Linked DNA regions of Homo sapiens: region 1 is linked to region 2. A link is an interaction called in ENCODE POLR2A ChIA-PET data of the cell type or tissue named here. Cell type or tissue: Panc1. All regions are shown on one strand. Links, peaks and the distances in the headings refer to the core of each region. The heading gives the core; the rest is flanking DNA.

Evidence for each region. Peaks named below come from ENCODE experiments on the same cell type or tissue, not always from the same donor. Only the 100,000 strongest peaks of a DNase experiment are listed, where the experiment ranks them.
Region 1: POLR2A ChIA-PET joins it to region 2 with 11 read pairs; 4 of 35 experiments call an interaction of 5 or more read pairs at or near these places.

What each region holds. Positions count from the first base shown.
Region 1 is chr17:72,594,988-72,601,362 of GRCh38, forward strand. It overlaps LINC00511 (long intergenic non-protein coding RNA 511), which reads right to left. Exons shown (of 5, transcript NR_033876.1): 5 at 3,054-4,157. Among named protein-coding and RNA genes, the nearest start is that of LINC00673, 5.4 kb to the left of the region's middle. RefSeq lists an enhancer at 2,566-2,615. In Panc1, for the core only: no CTCF peak of the experiment used is centred there; no DNase peak of the experiment used is centred there; H3K4me3 peaks cover 827 bases; H3K27ac peaks cover 1,600 bases.
Region 2 is chr17:72,525,615-72,531,989 of GRCh38, forward strand. All of the region lies in intron 1 of LINC00673 (long intergenic non-protein coding RNA 673), which reads right to left. Among named protein-coding and RNA genes, the nearest start is that of LINC00673, 64 kb to the right of the region's middle. In Panc1, for the core only: no CTCF peak of the experiment used is centred there; no DNase peak of the experiment used is centred there; H3K27ac peaks cover 4,533 bases.

The sequences.
Region 1 (6,375 bases), core at 900-5,899, 70 kb after region 2:
CTGGATCTAAGCGATCATTTAGCACCTAGGTTTGTTTTTATACTATTGTCCAACAGAAGGAACCAGAGCTCATTGGAGAAACAGCTGATTCTAGGACTGGGGCAGGAAATATGCAAGATGAGCCTGGAGCACCTCGTAGTGTCAGAAAGTAAGAAAGTGCTAAAACACACTGACACACAAGCATACACACCATACAATGGTGGGGCCACGAGAGAAGGACATAGAAACCAACTGAAAGAGCTCTTAATCGCCAAAGTGGGGGAACCATTTGAACAACAACTTAAGTAAAGTGGTATTAGATTATAACCAAAGTAATAAAAAAATTCATGAGTTCATATTGATATAATTAGGTGATTGGAAAAATAAATACACAGAGGAAAAGAAATCTGTGCAGAAGAATTTCAAAAAATGTATGTAAATACACTGCCCTCCAGGAAGTGGAGTATAACTCCCCATTTCTTAAGCGTTGGCTGCACACAGTGACCCCAACTGAGAGATGGTCTACAAAACACCTCATCAATAACCCTCAAAACTGTCAAGTTCGCCAAAACCCAGGAGAGTCTGAGAAACTGTCACAGCTCAGAGAAGGCTGAGGCTTGATGACTGAACGTGGTCTTCTGGATGGAATCCTGGACCAGAAAAGGGACATTAGGTAAAACTAAGGAAATCTGATAAAGTGTGGGACTTTAGTCAATAGTAATGTACCAATATTGATTCATAATTGTTACAAATGTGCCATGTTAATGTAAGATGTAATAATAAGGGAAATTGAGTGTGGTTGTATTAGTTTGTTCTCACGCTGCTGATAAAGACATACCCAAGACTGGGTAATTTATAAAGAAAAGGAGGTTTAATGGACTCACAGTTCCATGTGGCTGGGGAGGCCTCACAATCATGGTGGAAGGCAAAGGAGGAGCAAGGTCACGTCTTACATGGTGGCAGCAAGAAAAAATGAGAGCCAAGCGGAAGAGAAAACCCCTTACAAAACCATCAGAGACTTATTCACTACCAGGAGGACAGTATGGGGGAAACCACCCCCATGATTCAATTATCTCCTACTGGGTCACTCCCACAACACGTGGGAATTATGGGAGCTACAGTTCAAGATGAGATTTGGGTGGGGACACAGCCAAACCATATCAGTGGGTATATGGGAACTCTCTGTACTATTTTTGCAATGGCTCTGTAAATCTATTCTAAAATTGAGATGTTATTTTAAAAGTTACATATGTATTTAATATAAATATGCATATATATGGTGATAAAAATAATTGCAATATCAACCCTCTCTCGTGTATCAAATTTTCTCCTTTTTTGAGTAGATTCATGGCTCTCTATTCTGTTCCACTGGTCAGTTTTTCTAACTCTGTACCATTATCATGGTGTCTTAATTCTAATACTTTTTTTTTTTTTTTAAGATAGAATCTCGCTCTGTCCCCCAGGCTGGAGTGCAGTGCCATGATCTTGGCTCACTGAAACCTCTGCCTCCCAGGCTCAAGGGATTCTCCTGCCTCAGCCTCCCGAGTAGCTGGGACTACAGACGTGTGCCACTGTGCCTGGCTAATATTTATATTTTTAGTAGAGATGGGGTTTTGCTGTGTTGGCCAGGCTGGTCTGGAACTCCTGACCTCAGGTGATCTGCCCACCTTGGCCTCCCAAAGTGCTGGGATTACAGGCGTGAGCTGCCAGGCAAAGCCCATTCATTTCTTACACCTTATTTGGAACTTCTCTCACTTTGTCTTCTTCAAGAGTTTTTAACTATTCATAGACCTCTACATTTACAATTAAATTTAAAATGAGCATATTACATTTCAGGTGAAAATAAATGAAAATTGCGGAGGAAAAATAACTTCAGAAGCCCCTCGTTGCCCACAAATTCACATATAAACTCAACAGCCTGGCATCAATGCCTTCTGCAGCCTAACCTTAATCTACTTTTTCAATCTTTTCTCCTGTGCTCCCCAACAACCCCTGTCCTGTGCTCCAGGAAAACTGGAATATTTAATATTTCCAAAAAGACCTCAATTCCTCTAGTCCTCACTGTGGCTTCCAGAGCCTCCTCTATCCAGAAGGCCCTTTGCCTCTGCTTATGGAGTTTTGTACTCTTCCTCTATCTGCTTTTTGGGGGCAGCTCACACACCACCTCTTCCATGAAGACTTCCCAGATCCCCAGTAACTGAGAGAACTCCATTAAACCACCAAGCACTCTGAGTCCCTTTCTAAAGTAAGTTTCTTGAGGTCTTCCATTTTATTCCCCTTTGTCACGATCCTCCCGTCTCCACCATTTAAAGTATTGCACATAGTTGAGGCTTATTAGGTATTTTGAAATTAACTATGGCACTTGGATCAGAGTTCTTGGTGCCAGCATACACTTGTCTTCACGGGTAGGACCAATACCATCATAGGTGCTGGTCTTTTCAGAGAGCTTGCTGGGTGCCAGACACTGTCCTGAACCTTTACAATGTATCTCATCATATAATCTCCCAAGAAGCCAACAGTAGGTACTATGATTAACTCTATTTTAGAAACAAAGAAATCGAAACTGAGAGCAATGAAGCACCTTGCTTAATGTTGCAGACGAAATAGAAAGGCCAGGGTAAAAATGCAGACTCCTCTCTCAGAAACTTCATCCTACTCCACAGTTTCAGTTAACGTGTCTATAAATTTCCCAGCAGCAAGGACTGGATCTTTTTACATTGTTGTACCCGCTGCACCGAGGATTGTTCCAGGAAGAGTAAATGCTCTGCACAAGCTGATGTAAGAATGTGGCTGAACAGGTGTAAAGCACCCAGCACACTGCCTTGCCCATTACAGGCACTAAATAAATGTTAGGGATCTTAGTAAGCCTACCTGTGCTGCTGTCCTTCCTTCTGCCCCCTCCCTACCCTGCCTGGGCTCTTCCATTGCCCATCCCACTCCCCCATGTGTGAAAGGTGTGGCTTAGGTATTGGATAGAGCCGATAGAGAATCTTTCCACCATCACAGAACATTCTATTGGACAGGACTGCAACAGCAGCATCGCCTGAGACTTCATTAAAAATGGAAGACTTCATACTGTCCACCGAGCATCAGAATCTGCACCTGCTGATGCACATTATTTTTATTCTTAATTTTGCAAGTGGATATAAATATACATAGTCAGCCCCCTGTGTCCATAGTTCTGCACCTGTGGATTCAACCAACTGCAGATCAAAAACATTCCAGAAAAAAAAATCCACAAAGTTCCAAAAAGCAAGACTTAAATTTTCTTCACACCAAGTACTACATTGAATCCACATGAATGAAGTGATGCACAGGCGTTGTGTTAGGCATTATAAGTAATCTAGAGATTATTTAAAGTATATAGGAAGAGGGGAGTAGGTTATATGCAAACACTAAGCCATTTATGTCAGGAACTTGAGCATCCTTGGATTCTGGTATCCACAGGGCATCCTGGAACCAATCCCCCATGGATACTAAGGGTCAACTGTACCTAATTTTAGAATTATTTTTAAATTAGCAAGTCAAAACCCCCTGGACAGAGTGTTTTAAACAAATCAAATGATATCCTATATCTGGTCTTGCAACACTCTTTTTTTTTTTTCTCTGAGCTATGTGTTGTGCAGAATTTTCATAAATCTAGCAGTTCAAGGGAGCTATAGCATTAGGGAATCATTTGACACAAAATAAATTTTAAAGGAAGTTCACAGCTGGCCTGATGCCCCACATTGAGCGAATGCCTCAGATCACAGGATATGCATATCAGTTGGTTAAAATATGCAGATACACTTGGTATCGATATCCAAAAATATCAAAGGGAGGTTTGCACAAGGAGAGAGCCAAAGCACTGTGGCATGTTTGAGAGGTGAGAGGGCATGCCAGTGGGATCTAATTATAAATCCCAGGCTGCTGAGGTTTTCATGCTTGACACAGAGATTAAAATAACTCAAAAACAAACAGTCACAGATTTCAGCCAAAAACACGCTGTTCTTTAGTGGAATAGTTACTCCAGAGCTTCCAAGAAATTTCAGAAGGTGTGAGCCAGTCCATTCAATTTTCAAACAATTCGAAGAGTGAGTCCTCATGCCTATAATCACGTGAGGGGATCGTCAGAGCTCAGACCTTTCTTTCCATGTCACGAGATGATCCAGTTTTTTTCTCCATCCTCTTCTTCTCCCCTCAATAATAAATGATAAAAAGCATTCATTGAGCACTTACTAAATGTTCAGCTCTGTGCTAAGCACTTATAAACCTATAATGCTCACTGAAACCCTAAGAGATAGGAAAGATGATTATTGCTGTGTTACAGATAAGACAGCAGAGGCTCAGAGTAACTTGCACAGGGTCACGCAGCCCTTTCCGCCATCTTCCTCCTTCCTTCCTCCTGGCTTCATCAAATGGACTCATCCTTCTTTGCCTCCAGGGGACATCTCATCTCTTGAGTCCCTACATTCTAACTCTTACTTACCTCTACCATGCCATTAAAAGTGTCCTCTCAGCTGGGCGCAGTGGCTCACGCCTGTAATCCCAGCACTTTGGGAGGACGAAGAGGGTGGATCACTTGAGGTCAGGAGTTCGAGACCAGCCTGGCCAACATGATGAAACCCTGTCTCTACTAAAAATATGAAAATTAGCCAGACATGGTGGTGCATGTCTGTAGTCCCAGCTACTTGGGAGGCTGAGGCAGGAGAATCGCTTAAACCCGGGAGGCGGAGGTTGCAGTGAGCCGAGATCGCACCATTGCACTCCAACCTGGGCGACAGCGTGAGCCTCCATGTCAAAACAAAAATGAAAACAAAAACAAACAAACAAAAAAACCAGTCTCTTCTCTAGGGTCCCAGAAACCTGCTAACCACTAACCACCGAATCCAGGGTGCTGGTTCTAGCCTTCTTAGTTTTGTTCTCTGCAGTTTCTTTTCCCAAAATCCCCTTTTCCCATGGCTTTTGCCATTGTGTGCCAGGCACGAGGTCTCTGCCCACTGACTATGCTCCCTTCCCGCCCCCTACCTATAGGATGCATCCCAGGCTCCAGTCCTGAGCTGTCCCCAGGTCTCCTTTCTTCAGTACCTTGCTCCCTCTCATACCCAATCCTGCCAACGAAGTGGTTGGCTCGATTCCAGGTCTGCTTTCCTGACTGCCCATCAGACATGTCTACACCAGCTGAAACCCAGGCTGTCTAAGAACAAGCATCTATAACTACCCACTGATGATGCCCCACCCAATGGCCCCTTGCTACCAAATTGCCCTGCAGCCACAGTGGACAATTCCAGCAAGTGGCCACCTCCTGCCTCAGCCACCTGTGACTCTTGTTTTTTTCTTTCTTTTATTTTTCTTGCTGTTCTTTGGCCTTGTTTAGTTCCTTGCAGAAGCATCTCAGAAGTGCCAGGGGTTTACCCTGTCTAAGGACAACCCTCAAGGAAGGGAGTCATTAGATAAATATTCCATCTTTTTCATCCTTCGATTGGGCAATTTTGGTTTTTTTTGTTTTTGTTTTTGTTTTTGTTTTTGTTTTTGTTTTGAGACAGGGTCTCTGTCACCCATCACCCAGGCTGGAGTGCAGTGGTACAATCTTAGCTCACTGAAACCTTGAATTTCTGGGCTCAAGTGATCCTCCCACCTCAGCCTCCCAAGTAGTGGGACTAGGGACTACAGGCACATGCCACCACACTTAGCTAACTTCAAAATTTGTCTTGTAGAGATGAGGTCTTGCTATGTTGCCCAGGTTAGTCTCTAACTTCTGGCTTCAGGGGATCCTCCCGGCTCAGCCTCCCAAAGTGCTGGGATTACAGGTGTGAGCCACTGCACCTGGCCTGATTTGGCACTTCTGAAGTTTATTTTATTGAGTTGCTTGGAGGGTCCCCAGTGAGATTCAGCCCTGTATGCCCACAGCATAACCTCTCATTCGCCACCCTTTATTGACTTTTCTCCCTCCCAATTCTCTCTCTTTGTTCTTCCAAAGATAAACTCACAAATCCAGTTACACACAAACGTTTCTCTGCCTCGAGAAGAATCCAAAATAAGATACCAATCACAAATCATTTTTTTTTCCTGCTGGATTCTTTGCTGAGGCCTGTGATTTTTCTAAGTCTCCCAGACATCAGGGTTCCAAGCTTAGACACATTCTGTATTCTTTTGCTCCATCCCCTTCACCCTTCTGAGTGTTTGTGACTCATGGCTTTCAAATGTCTAATATTTCCATTATTCCATTCTTCCCAGCCTGGTGCAGGTCCTACAACCTCACACTGTGATGACCCCACCACCACCACCGTTGCTCACACCATCCCATCTGCCAGAAATGCTTTTCGGACTTTGCTGGGCTTGTCCTTGCAGAGTGCCTCTTGTGTGCCCTGCCTTGTGCCAGGCAGGTACTTCAGACTCCTGGGATGACCTTCCTTC
Region 2 (6,375 bases), core at 398-5,397:
TTCTAGCCTGAGACCTGGCTACCAGGGGCAGAACCCAGGTCGGAGGCTTCTCTGGCATTTTCTTTCCTGCTGGGTAGGCAGGAGTTCTCTCCAGAGGAACACATAGCTTTAGCCCCTCTTTGAAAAATTTGCTCCAAGAAAAAGAAAACACGTTTAACCAGAGATACAGGATAGAAAGGGCGGCCAGCTCTTAAAACATGGGCCATAAATGTGCTTGGAGGTTGGTTTTGCCCTTAAAGGAAATAAAATTTATGGTTTGTCAGATAACTAGAAAGAAAAGCCCTCAGAGTGGAAATCTGGCCAGATAAAAGTCTACGAATGAATAGGAAGTTTTCTTAAAATGCAGTGCTTAAATATTTCAGTGAGAAAAAGATCTTAGGATCTACCAAGTTGGTTTTTGTTTTTCTTTTTCTTTTTCTTTTTTTTTTTTTTGAGACAGTCTCACTCTGTTGCCCAGGCTGGAGTCCAGCAGCGCAATCTCAGCTCACTGCAACCTCTGCCTCCTGGGTTCAAGCAATTCTCCTGCCTCAGCCTCCCAAGCAGCTTGGATTACAGGCATGTGCCACCACGCTCAGCTAATTTTTGTATTTTTAGTAGAGACAGCGTTTCGCCATGTTGGCCAGGTTGATCTCGAACTCCTGGCCTCAAGTGATCCACCTGCCTCAGCCTCCCAAAGTGCCGGGATTACAGGTGTGAACCACCATGCCTGCCCAGCATTTTTAACTCAAACCAAACCTAGAAAAACCTCCACAAGCAAATATCCCTTCTTTTCTTGTCACGTGGGCTTGTCTTTGACCCTTAGCTGTGGGAGAGTAAACCTTCCCTTTACAATATTAACAATCTCCATATTGTGGTTACCTAGGGGAGAAGGCGGGAGGGAACTGCTGACTGACAGGTGACAAGATGGCAGCTTCCAGACTGACGGCAATGTTCAATGGTATCCTGGTTTGGATGGTGGTTCCGTGGATGTGTACATACGTAAAAATTCATTGAGCTGTCCCTAAGATTTGTGTACTTTATAAACATTATTCTTCAGCAAAAAGCGCACACATACATACATACATACATAATTTTTAAATTGCCACAGGTTTATGTTGTGCCCAACTGGAGCCAAGTTGGTTGTAAAAAGGGGCCCCAATCACAGTGAGTTCATTCACCTGCACTCCCACCTCCTCTCCGAATCCGCCACACGGTTATGGAAGCTGGCTCCACCGACGAGCCCTCTGGATAAAGGAGAATAATGGAAACTCAGTCCGAGGAGCTTATTTCCCGTTTGGAGGGGTTTTGCAAGGCAGCAGATTGAAACTAATGACAAAAGTAACTGAGATTCTTGCCAATCAAGCTCTCCCTGAATCGTGCTGAAATCTGTCACTCAAGAGCTTCTATGAGGTTGTCTCATTCCTGCATTACAGAATAACATGGAACAAAGATTCTCTTGCCATGGCAGCCTTTCAGACACCAAAATTAGTTGTTATTCTCAGTCACCTCTCATCCAGGCTATTCATTCATTCAACACACAAGATTTATCAAATCTGACAACTATTTCTACATAGTATGGTTTTCAGATCCTCTCACTGTCCTGGCTCCATATATGCCCTTTTTTATAAGGGCACTGTTGCATTGGTGAGGACACCACCCTCATGACCCAATTGCCTCCCAGAGGCCACATCTCCTAATACCATCACATTGGGGATTAGGTTTTAAGGCATGAGTTTTGGGGGAGACATAAACATTCAGACCATAGCATTGAGCAACTGTAAAGAACTATTAAAAGTGTGCGCGGCCAGGCGTAGTGGCTCATGCCTTTAATCCCAGCACTTTGGGAGGCCGAGGTGGGCAGATCACCTGAGGTCAGGAGTTCGAGACCAGCCTGACCAACATGGAGAAACCCCCTCTCCACTAAAAATACAAAAAATTAGCCAGGCCTGATGGTGCATGCCTGTAATCCCAGCTATTCGGGAGGCTGAGGCAGGAGAATCACTTGAACCCGGGAGGTGGAGGTTGCAGTGAGCCGAGATCACGCCACTGCACTCCAGCCTGGGCAACAAGAGTGAAACTCATCTCAAAAAAAGAAAAGAAAAAAGAAAAAAAAGTGTGAGCAAGGTAAGCAGATACCCCTTCTCCATCCTATCAATGTCACCACCATCCTCCTGCCACTCAATTAGGAAGTGTCTTCTCAGCCTTGTCCACTCTCCTCCTCCTCCCCTCTCCCTGTAGTCCCCACTGGTCTTGTTCCTTCTTCCTGTAAGGAATTTAACACTTTCATTTATGGAGTCATCATCCTTGGGATGGGTCGCCGCCAGCCCTTGGGGCATTGCAAGCTCGTGTCTGATACAGATTCCCAGCTCTGGCTCGTGACTGACAGGGTCAGAGTCTGGGATGAGGTTCAGAGTTGGTGCTGTGAGTAGGCACCGAGAGGAAACGCGGGCTAGGGCTGGCACTGCTGTTAGAGGCTGCCAGGTCTCACTGGGCAGCTTGACTCGCCATTCTAACCTGTGAGGTGCTCCCATCTCCTCGTTTCTCCCACCCCATGTCCACCTCCCTGGAAGGCACCAGCCTTGTTGCATAAAGGGAGCACGATGCTGCAAGCTTAGTGCTCCAGGACGTGGGTTCCTACTAAGCTCTCCTCATGCCGCACTCCATTTTCTCATCATCTCTGACTGCCCCTCACCACCTATCATGCTATTCATTCATTCATTCTGTGCCTCTTCAGCTCAGAGACATTCATCTGGTCTTCTCTGCCGCCTCTTCCCTGCATGCCACCCTGAACCCCAGCGAGGTTTTCAAATGGTTTCCTGGCTGTTACCACCCCAGACAACTCATGGAGAAGCAGCCATCTCAATTCTCCGCCTGTCCCCGGGGTGGCCACTCTCCTGGAGGCTACAACCTGGACCTTTCTGTCAAGGCCAGTCTCCTTCTTGTCACCTCATGTTGTCCCTGGCCCCATGGTTCACCCGCATCATCCCTCCTCCTTGGAGACCTGATACAGCCCACACCAGCCACCCATCAGCTGGTGATGCCCTCCTTGTATGCCCATAGCATCCCCCGGGGCCATTCTCGACTCACACTGCATGCTGTCTCTCCCAGCACTACCTAGAGGCTTCTACTCTGCCCCCATGACAACCATCATCCCAATAATAGCTGATACACACTGAGTGCACAGAAGTACCAGACACTGTCCCAAACATCAATTAATTCTTAACTCATTTAATTCTCTGCAGTGTATGTGCTCATTATTTTTAGTCTGCCCATTTTACAGATGAGGAAACTGAGGCACAGAGAGGTTCAGTAACTTGCCTAAAGGTACATGGCTAAATGTCTAGATGGTCAACTCCTTGAGGAGTACGGTGTATGTGTGTATGGGTGTGGGTGTATGTGTCTTCTGACTTTTCCAGGTATCTTCTATAATATTTCATTCATTCAATCGGCATTCATTCAACTTCTTTTTTAGTATTTATTCTTGTTTGAAGGATGGAAAATAACAATGGATAGATGTAGGCTTGCAGTGTACCATCCTGGGTTATTACCCCTGGCTCTGTTTCAGTCTAGGTGACGCTGATGACTTTTTCACTCTCCTGGAAGCCTATTATAAATGGTGATGACGTGGCCTACCTCTCAGGTTGCCCTGGTATCCCCATACCTGCTCACCAAGCTCACTCCCAACTCCAACCCCCCACCCCCCTACACACACACAGGCCTTCCGCTAGCCTTATAAACCGACAAGTATCATCCATAAGGAAACTACATAAAAAGATCAATAGTCTGTCTTTGAGGCCTATACCACATTACCTTGCAACATCAAAATCAGGGTTTATCCTTAAAGTTAGCACAAGGAAAAGACACCCACTGGGGAAAGGGAGGCCCAGGGGTAGCCCTGGAGCTGGGACCAGGATATCCCCAGGCCTAACGCACTGTCTCCCCTGCTAACCACAAGATGGCATGGTGCAGAAACCCAGAGAGCAAAGGTGCCAGGCTCTTCCCGGAGCTGCTATTTCTCCTAAAGACTTGGTCTCCAAAGGAGATCTGCACGCCTCATTTGTTGCACAAAATAGAAAGAGCAGCCCTCATGTTTCAGTCTAAGGCATTCATTTGCGGTTTTTATTTATAGTCCTGCATATATTTGTGCACACATAGATACACCAGCCAGGAAGTGCAGGTCCAGGTACACACTTACACACACACACACACACACACACTCTCTCTCTCTCTCTCTCTCTCGGAAAATCAAGATTTATTTGTATGTACATACAGCCCAGTTAAAGATAAGTCCATTCACAGTCCCTAAAAGAAAAAAAACTATTAAGCTTCACATTTTCAATTCCAAAACCACTCTAAAAATAAACCGCTCATCAACTCAATCGACTTTCAAAGTCACACAAATTAGTGTGGATAGTAAAAATTCTAATAGCTTACTCCTTTTGCTCTTAATTAACCTAAGAATTTGGAAAATGGAGGGAAAACAAGAGAACATCCAGCCTCAAAAATTTGTTCCCGAAGCAGCCTTTCTCTAAAAGTATGACAGTATCTCTCTTGGTCTCTGCTCTGTTATTTAGGAATCGCCTGCAATCCATGCAACCCACTAAGTGAAAATTCAACCACTTGGTAGTTCGTGCATCTTGTTCAGATAACCTCGCAGGAGAGGGGATGAGGGACAGACAAAATATTCCTAATGATATGATGGATTTATTGCTGTAGACCCAGAGGCATCAGAATATGCCAAGAGATGCACCAGATTAGATGGTCCTTTGTACTTCAAAATATCACCTCCCCGCTAGCCCAAAGAAAATCCACAGAAAACAAACACCATTGATATTCAAGTAACTGTCTCTCCACATATTTGTTTCTTTCTTCATTTTGATGATCTTCCAGTACATCACCTCCTGGCCTCTCCCTTCTTCCTATCTCTGTCCTTACAAAAGAAACGCCAAGTCCTCTCCTTCCGCCCACATACCAACTTTATGAAAAAATCCCTGGCTGGAGCTATCTGGGGCACATAATCTAAGAACAAAGCCTGCAATAATGTTGCAGGTTGCAGCCCATGCTTTATCCAAAGGGTGGGAACATTTCTGTTGAGCACACAGAGGCCAACCGGGAGAAAAAGAAAATGCCATCTGGCTGGCAAGGGTTTATGTCTGTACCCACAGCTTAACAGAGGGGAAGCCAGCAAAGGGAGTACCCTTTGTAATTTCTTGAGGGATATTTGAGTTTAGAACAAGAGGGCAGTAAAACAAGAGTCTGCAATGCTATCATTTCATGGTGGAAGAGGTTGCAGCATTCCCAGGAATTTTGAGCATGAATAAAGGACACTTCCAAGAAATTTCCAGGCTGGGAAGAAATGTCCAGGCCAAAGCTCTAGAGCTCTCGGGAGTATAAGCTCACTTCTGTGTCAGAACTGTCCCCAGCCCGGGCGTGGTGGCTCAAGCCTGTAATTCTAGCACTTTGGGAGGCCGAAGCAGGCAGATCACGAGGTCAGGAGTTCAAGACCAGCCTGGCCAACGTAGTGAAACCACATCTCTACTGAAAATACAAAAATGAGCCAGGTGTGGTGGTGCATGCCTGTAGTCCCAGCTACTCGGGAGGCTGAGGCAGGAGAATGGCTTGAATTCGGTAGGCGGAGGTTGCAGTGAGCCAAGATCGCGCCACTGCACTCCAGCCTGGGCAACAGAGCAAGACTCCGTCTCAAAAACAAAAACAAACACAAACCATCCTCAGAGGGTGTTTCATGTTAAAATTTGAAGAGCATTTCAAGGAAGACAATGACGTAGGCATCTTGGTTAGAAATCTCACCCTCAGCCTCCCCTTTAAAAATCACCCACCCTGGCCTCCTCCATCCCTCAATACCATTCCCAATAAAGCAACCGCTATAGACTCCCAGATATGTAGCCAAATTCCTTCTGAGGGGTCATTAGCCTAAACGCAGCATACATAAAAACACAGCAGGCATGAAAAGTAATTTAAAAAAAACAAATGCCCTTCTAACACCAAACACACTGGTTATCCTAATAATTCCATGTCTCCGAAACTCAAATTCCAGCCATCAATTCAATCCACACTAAATGACAATCACTCTCAAAACATATCATATCAGTTCAAAGTAACAATTATATATGTCCACAATAATATCCAAAGTGCCACCAAAACCATGTTAATGTCAAGTTTTCCTTTAACTATTGTCATCATAGAGTTTCTCCTTTTATCATGAAGAAATACGGAATTAAAGATATGAAATGAAAAAAAGGAACATTCTGGCCGGGGAGAAGAGGGAAGTGACGTTATTGGTAATCAGAAAGATAGTAAGCGCTAACATTTTTTTGAGCGCTACTTCCTGACACTGAGCAATGCATTTTACATGCACTATCTCATATCTCCTTCCCC